2 separate regions of the Homo sapiens genome follow, and region 2 is linked to region 1. Evidence: chromatin contacts called from ENCODE Hi-C data. All regions are on one chromosome and are shown on one strand. The core of a region is the stretch at or near the end of the contact, and the rest is flanking DNA. Distances in the headings are between cores, read along the strand shown.

Evidence for each region. A loop is a pair of places that touch in the nucleus more often than their neighbours do. Pooled maps may share reads with other maps.
Region 2: a map of heart left ventricle shows a loop between it and region 1 (2.3-fold over the local background). The contact joins the promoter of NXTAR here to the enhancer-like site in region 1. A Hi-C loop is called at or near these places in 5 of 168 maps with a recorded cell type or tissue (MCF 10A, endothelial cell of umbilical vein, heart left ventricle and 1 more), 1 of 37 single-sample maps with no recorded cell type and 6 of 50 pooled maps.

What each region holds. Positions count from the first base shown.
Region 1 is chrX:67,561,661-67,565,137 of GRCh38, forward strand. The region is part of intron 1 of AR (androgen receptor); the gene reads left to right. Among named protein-coding and RNA genes, the nearest start is that of AR, 19 kb to the left of the region's middle. Within about 2 kb of position 1,936, at least 4 of the 41 ENCODE cell types and tissues checked have a DNase peak (open chromatin) inside an H3K27ac peak, as active enhancers do.
Region 2 is chrX:67,783,258-67,786,734 of GRCh38, forward strand. It overlaps NXTAR (negative expression of androgen receptor regulating lncRNA), which reads right to left and starts at 1,633. Exons shown (of 5, transcript XR_938423.3): 1 at 1,553-1,633.

The DNA of each region.
Region 1 (3,477 bases), core at 686-3,185:
TGGGACACAGAATAAAGGAGTTGATTGTCTTGCTCTGTTAAATTCTGGTCAGACACATTTGCAATGTATTGTTCAGCCCCAGTATTCATGGAGCATCTCCTTTTGTAAAGCATGGAGGAGCTGTGAGAGAGACATGGAGCAGTGAACATAACTATTGTTTCAACGTACCTGAAGGATTATCATGGAATAAAGAAGTTAGATGTTTTTCTGTAGTACCCCAAAGGGCAAAAGCAATGAGGACAGATTACAGTTCAGTAAACGAAAGAGGTTTTTTTTTTTTTTTTTTTTTTTTTTTGAGATGGGAGTCTTCACTCTTGTCGCCCAGGCTGGAGTGCAATGGCGCAATCTTGGCTCACTGCAACCTCGCCTCCCGGGTTCAAGTGATTCTCCTGCCTTAGCCTCTGGAGTAGCTGGGATTACAGGTGTATACCACCACTCCTGGGTAATTTTATTTATTATTTATTTATTTCTTTATTTATTTTAGTAGAGACGGAGATTTCATCATGTTGGCCAAGCTGGTCTCAAACTCCTGACTGCAGGTGATCCGCCTGCCTCGGCCTCCCAAATTGTTGAGATTACAGGCGTGAATCAATGTGCCCAGCCTGAAAGATATTTTCTTAGAATAGCTTCTTTCACCCTTCATCAGAAGTTGTCAACATGGACCATATGAGTTTTGTTTGGTCTATATGGTGTATATGTGTGTGTGTGTGTGTGTGTGTGTGTGTGTGTGTGTGTATGTGTGTGTGTTTATTGAATTACTTGCTAACATTTTACTTCAAAATTCAGATTTCCACCATAGGGAATGAAGATCTGGCAATACAGGACTTTCATTCCTACATGGTAATGACCAGCTGTAGGTGAAAAGCAGCTGATCCTCTGGATGGGCCATGCACTTTGCAGTTTGCCCAGGCAGCACTGATCCGCTTTATTCATTTAAGTTACCTGCTTGACTCTTCTAGTCATTCGAGTATGTCATCCCCATCAGATCAGAGACCTAAGCAAATCTTGGGTCCCTTGCTTACTCCAAGGGCTTTCACTCCTCGTATAGGAGGAGCTAAAGAAATGTACAAGCAGCACCACAATAGGATCAGACCTGGCTTTCAATTCTAGCACGGCCACATAACATAGTTGGATGACCTCAGGACAGTAACATAACCCCTCTGAGCCTCTAGATCTTCATTATCTGTAGAGCACTCTTCTTATAGAGTTATTATAAGAATGAAATAAAACAACTAGGATAAAGGGCATGGCACTTAGTAGGTGCTGAAATATTAGTTCCCTTCTTCTAATTCACCACACCATATCTGTCTATCTATTGGCTGAATCACATAAATAGTAAATTCACATTCACTGAAGACATTCAAGAAGAGTCTGGACCCTTTGGGAACCATGTATAGGGCAAAGGTTTGAACTCATAGTAGATGATTTTTACAGTCACTTTTTAACAATTTAAAAGCCTATAGATGACTCCAAAATGCCCATTTGGATGATATGAGGCATACTTTGTGTAGTTAAGGATTTTAAATACATAACAGAGAGGCTGAAGGGCCTTCGGGAAAGAAGCTGGGGTAAGAGTCAAAGTGTAGTATGTTGACCGATGTTCAGGAATAGGCTTTGGCATCTGACAGATTTTGTTTTAAATACTGGCTCTGGGTCTTACTAGCTTCCAGTTCTGGGCTGCTTCACCTCTCTTGAGTTTCAGTTTCTTCATTTCTAAAATGAAGATACTAATGCTTCCTTTGTTGGGTTTTTGTGAATATAAGTGAGATAATAAATGTAAATATCTAGCCCAGGGCCTGGTGCATAGTACAAGCTTCATAAATTGTACCTATTATTATTAGTAGTAGTAGTAGTCCAGACAAACAGAGCTTGGGAAAACGCTAGACTCTGGCTGACATACATGGGCTTTTCCCCAGGCCACTGCTGCCTGGCTTCCCCTTCCACAAAGCTTTGAGTCTCCAAAATGCTTTGGCTGGAATGTAAGCGTGAGGTCATTGCAGATAACAGGGGAGCATGATTTGCTTCGGTAATGCAAGTTATTAAGTTACTTCCCTCAGCCCAGCTGAAATCTCTTATTGGTTGATGTGTGCTTCAAAGTGTGAGACAGAGCTAGTCTGAGGAGAGAGGGAGAGTGAGAAGATTCCTCTTCTTGGCCAGAGGTCATGGTCTTCCACAAGGAACAGAATGACTCAATGCAAATTATGGGACCTCTTTGAGTTTGGGGCCCCTACATTTAAACTAGTAACTCCGTTGCACATATTGGCACCCTTCCCCCAACAAAATTACTGGGCAGGAATTTTCTTGAATCCTTCCGTGGCCTGGAATGATCTCCCTTCTCATCCTTGTGATCCACACAGCTGGCAAATGGCAGGCAGCAGAACAAAAACAAGCCTCTTAGCATATAGGGAGAGAAAGAGTCACAGCAGTACTGAATTTGCTTGGGAACCTAATGTTAACAAAGGACCTTCCTCTCAACACCCCAAACAGATTAAAACATTTTTTTAACAGCAAGTTGTGTCTCGGAGCAGCTCTTTGCTTGGGTATATTTAAAGATCTGCTGAGTCATTTAAGAGCAGGCTGGCATATCCTAAGAGGCAAGGACTATACCCCAGTCTATGGGGGAGTAAGTTGAGAGGTGAAATCTGTTTGGCTTTCTCCCATGGAAACAAACAAGGTGATCCACTTCCATCTCCCACGACTCTGGAGAGCATCTACTAAGCCTTCTTATTCTATCAACTTTGAACTCCTCAGTGTATAATAGAGTAAGGGTGAGAGGGAAGGAGCAGTCGTACCAGTGTCATTATTGGTATGTTCAGGAGTTCAATTTCTTCCTGATTCAGTCTTGGCGGGATGTATTTGTTTGGGAATTTATCCATTTTTTCTAGATTTTTCTAGTTTGTGTGCATAGAGGTGTTCATAATACCTTCTGATAGTTATTTTTATTTCTGTGGTGTCAGTGGTAATAACCCCTGCTGTCTGAAATTGTAATGGCCCTGCTATTGGTAGCTGAGAGTAGCATGGAAGTGTCAGGTTGATGGGTTCATTTAATTCTTTTCTTTTCAGTTTCAGTCACATGCATTGTTACCATGGCATATGACAGTTGCTAGAAAGTGAAATAATTTTTTTTCTACTTTATTCTCCACTGCACTTCTAAATTTATTAGTGGAGAAATTAGCAGTTACCAACTGTTCATTATAGGTACACATTGGGGTTTCCTTAGAGCCAATTTTCCCCCTGGTTTTCATCTTGTAAATCTGTAATCCTAAAAATTAGCAAAACCTAGAGCTTCTCTTTGGTCCTGGCCTGTTTGAACCCTGTTCCACAGACCCCAATCTTCTTTCTTGTTTGAGGCAACTATCCTTCTCTTTGCCCACCGCCATTTTCCTTCATCTACTTTTCCCTTCTCTAGCACCTCAGACTGTCTTCCCACAGTGGCACAGCCTCCCACTCCACTTTCACTGTGCCATCTCCTTGCCA
Region 2 (3,477 bases), core at 383-2,882, 220 kb after region 1:
AGTGTCATTCCTACACCCATCTGTAAGAGAATCTGATAGCAAAGTGCCCAGCTAAAAAGTGGCACTCTATTGCTATGAAAGAAGTGGAGAACAGGGGGGACAGCCAGCACTCTGAAATGCATGTCACTTCCTAATCAATTAGTGGCAAAGTAAATGAAATAACCACGATTAGTTTAGACCAGGGTTAGATTAGACCCAGTGATTCCCAACCAGAGGTGGTTTTGGTCCCCAGAGACTTTGACAATGCTTGGAGAAATTTTTCGTTATCACAACTTGCGGGGAGTAGTACGACCAGCATCTGCTAGAGACCAGGGGTGCTGGTAATACCGTACAATGCACAGGACAAGCCCCACAACAAACATTGATCACACCTAGTATGTCAATAGCACTAAACATTGAGAAACCTTGGCTTATACTCATCAAGATCTACCATACACCTAATCTTGGTCTTCCAGCTGAAGAACTCAGGCTTCAATAGGCTTCTCTATGTCACTGAATAGCATCATAAGGTATCCATTTGCCCCAGCTGAAAATTTGGAGAATGTCCTTCCTCTACTTAAATCTCTATAGTGGTTTCTTATTGCCTTCAGAATAAAGACTAAAACCATTGCTGTGACCCGTGATAACCTACATGATCTGGCATCTACCAGCTTTATATCACACCACTCTCCCTCCTTGCTCTCTGTGGTACAGCCATATTAGCCTTTTGTTTGTTTCTCAAATGTGCCGTATGGTCTTTTTCACCTTTCCGCCTTTGCCTCATCCTTCAGCTCCAACTGTGGTAGACTGATTGCATTAATGGTCTCAATTATTCACCCTTCTCTTTATCCATGCTCTTTGTTGACATGTGACATGTCACTCCCTTCCACTCTGATTCTAGGCCCAGTTATGTTATTTTCTTCTGCCAATGGAAGGCTGGCATAAGTGACAGCATGCAAATTCTGAAGCTAGGTACTAAGAAGCATTGTGTGTGTTTTCTCATTCCTGTAGCCAATCCAGGACAAGCCCAGCCTGGTCATCACAACCCTAGTTGACCTGAAGTTATTCTAGTGAGAAATAAATATTTGTTGTTATACGGCATTGAGATCAGTGATTGTTCTGGAGCATTAGTAGCTCACTCTTAAACCCCTCAATCCAATATTACTCAAATTCTGTTAATCTACTACCAAAATATCTTTTCTATCTGTTACACTGACTCAGTTCTGTCCTTCAAAATGTTCTCACTCATCTCCCTATTTTCAGGCTTCCCCTCCTCCAGCCAGTCCTCCACTTTGCTGCCATAATTATTATCCAGAGAAAGAAAACAAAATAAACAACAAAATATGATCATGTGACTTCCCTGCTTAAAACTCTTCAATGGCTCCTCATTTCCCCAAGGATAAGACCCATACCCCTTAGCCTGGCATTGCGGGCTTCCCTTTTATACCACTCTTAACTGTAAAACTTCATCTACCCTTTCCTCCCTGTTATTCTCCTATCACAAGGTTCAAACATGTTCTATTTTTTCAGGTTCCTAGGCATTTACTCATCCCACTGTTCCCTTTCCCCTCACCTTCCCTGATTTGGGTGAAATCCTTTTCAGCTTTGTAGGCAGAACACAAATGCCAGTTCTTCTGTGCAGCCTTCCTTTTCCCTCACCCCCACTAGAAGATAACATCCCTCTCCTTTGTACTTCTATATTGAGCTGTTTAGCTCACACATCCTTCAGCTCCGAGTTATAATTAGCTCCTTAAGCAATCACCTGCCCTACTCCTTGTGAAATTCTTTGTGTAATTTTTCCCTGCCACTTTCTCACTCTCATGCCCTTCCCATACCTAACACGAAACCTGGCACAAAGTAGGTGCTCAGTAATGAGTATCTCATTGAAAGAATTCTCTAACTTTAAGTCCTTGGTGCTAGATCTGTAAGGTATTATATTAGGAGTAGTTATATCCCCAATATTATCCCCCCTCCCCTAACTTCATATTTCCAACTATAATCATCCATCAATGAGATTTCATTGGAGGCAGTTAGCTCTCCTTTTGAAAGCGATATGACACCAGAGAGGGAAAATGGCATCATTAGTGTTTAATCTAGGCCTTCCTTCCCATATATCTACCTGAGATAAGGTAATAAACATTTTGTTTTTGATGGGGTGGAGCAGGAATGCTGTATAGAGTTATACAGGATGCACACTGCAACTCTAAGAGGTGCCACTCAGCTAGGTATAGACACAACCTACAAAACTAAGATGGGGCCTAGGAGTAGTGATTCTGAAACAAAGAACCCAAGGGAGAGAGAGAAACCAGAGAGAGAAACTGAGGAGGCCAAGCAAGGATAGGATAAATGGAGAGAGATGAGAAGAGAGAAATGATGGAAACCAAGAACTGGAGGCTATAGCAATTTTTACATGTGCCTCTAGTGTATGAGCCTTCCTTCTGCAGCAATCTTTGGAAATGAAGACCACTATCCAGGGCAGGATTGCCTTAGAAAGAGTAAACACACTCTTTGTGTGTGGTCTGCCTGCTAATTCCCTGGTGTCAAATCTCGGCAGCCTTTTCTTCCATCTCCCACTTCATTCTTTATGGGGTTTCCAAATACCTCTTTCTCTGTGTCTCCATTCCCTAGCTTACCGCTGACTCTCTGTGTGACCTTGGGTTGATCCTTTCTCTTCTCTGGACCTCTAGTTCCCCATTGATAGCATAAGGCCGGGGGGGGAGGGGCGGGGGTGTTGGATAAACTGTGTTACAGTGGCTCAGTTCCAGGACACTGTGTATCTACGATTCCATAACTTTAAGGTGTGTTTGTGAGTGTGTTTATGCATGTGTATGAACTCGGACATGTCTCTGCCCCTTGGGCTTCAGCTTCCTAACTTACAAAATGGTGATATTTGACCCAGGCAATCCTTTAAGGCCCTTCCAGTCTTTAAATATCACAATCCCATCATTCTGTACTTTAGATGACCCCAAGCCTTCTCCTTAAGTCACATCCTAGGGCTTCTCCTTGTATCATTTCTGTGCCTTTGTTATCCTTTTACCCATTTTCTCTGTAGTTCAAGGATGTTTCCCTTCTTGCAACTCCCAGAAAGCAACATGCAGATTCCCAGGCCCTGCCCCAGAGCTAAGGAGCCATGTTTCCTTCTGGCCATACCACTGTTAGCTTCAAAGGACTATAAAAATGCCAGCAAATTACCTCCTCCCCACCCTGCCCCCCCAACCTCAGGAGAAAAAAAAAAGCCATCTGCTTGGAGCAGTCTCCCACTGCTAATAGTTTTTTTTCCAGTTGTCTTGAGAAACTAAATTATTCTCTAAATAAGCCCCACTTAAGTTTATAATAGATGTGATTTAAATGAGAAAATTATCACCTTCTCAGCCTGGAAAAAGCACTTCAATTCCTCTAGGGAAGAAATGCCTTCATTAGCCAGGGCCTCTCTCAGACCTTTCAAGGCCAGGGCCCCATGCTAGGGGTGGCACTCAAAAAAAAATATTAAGAATACAA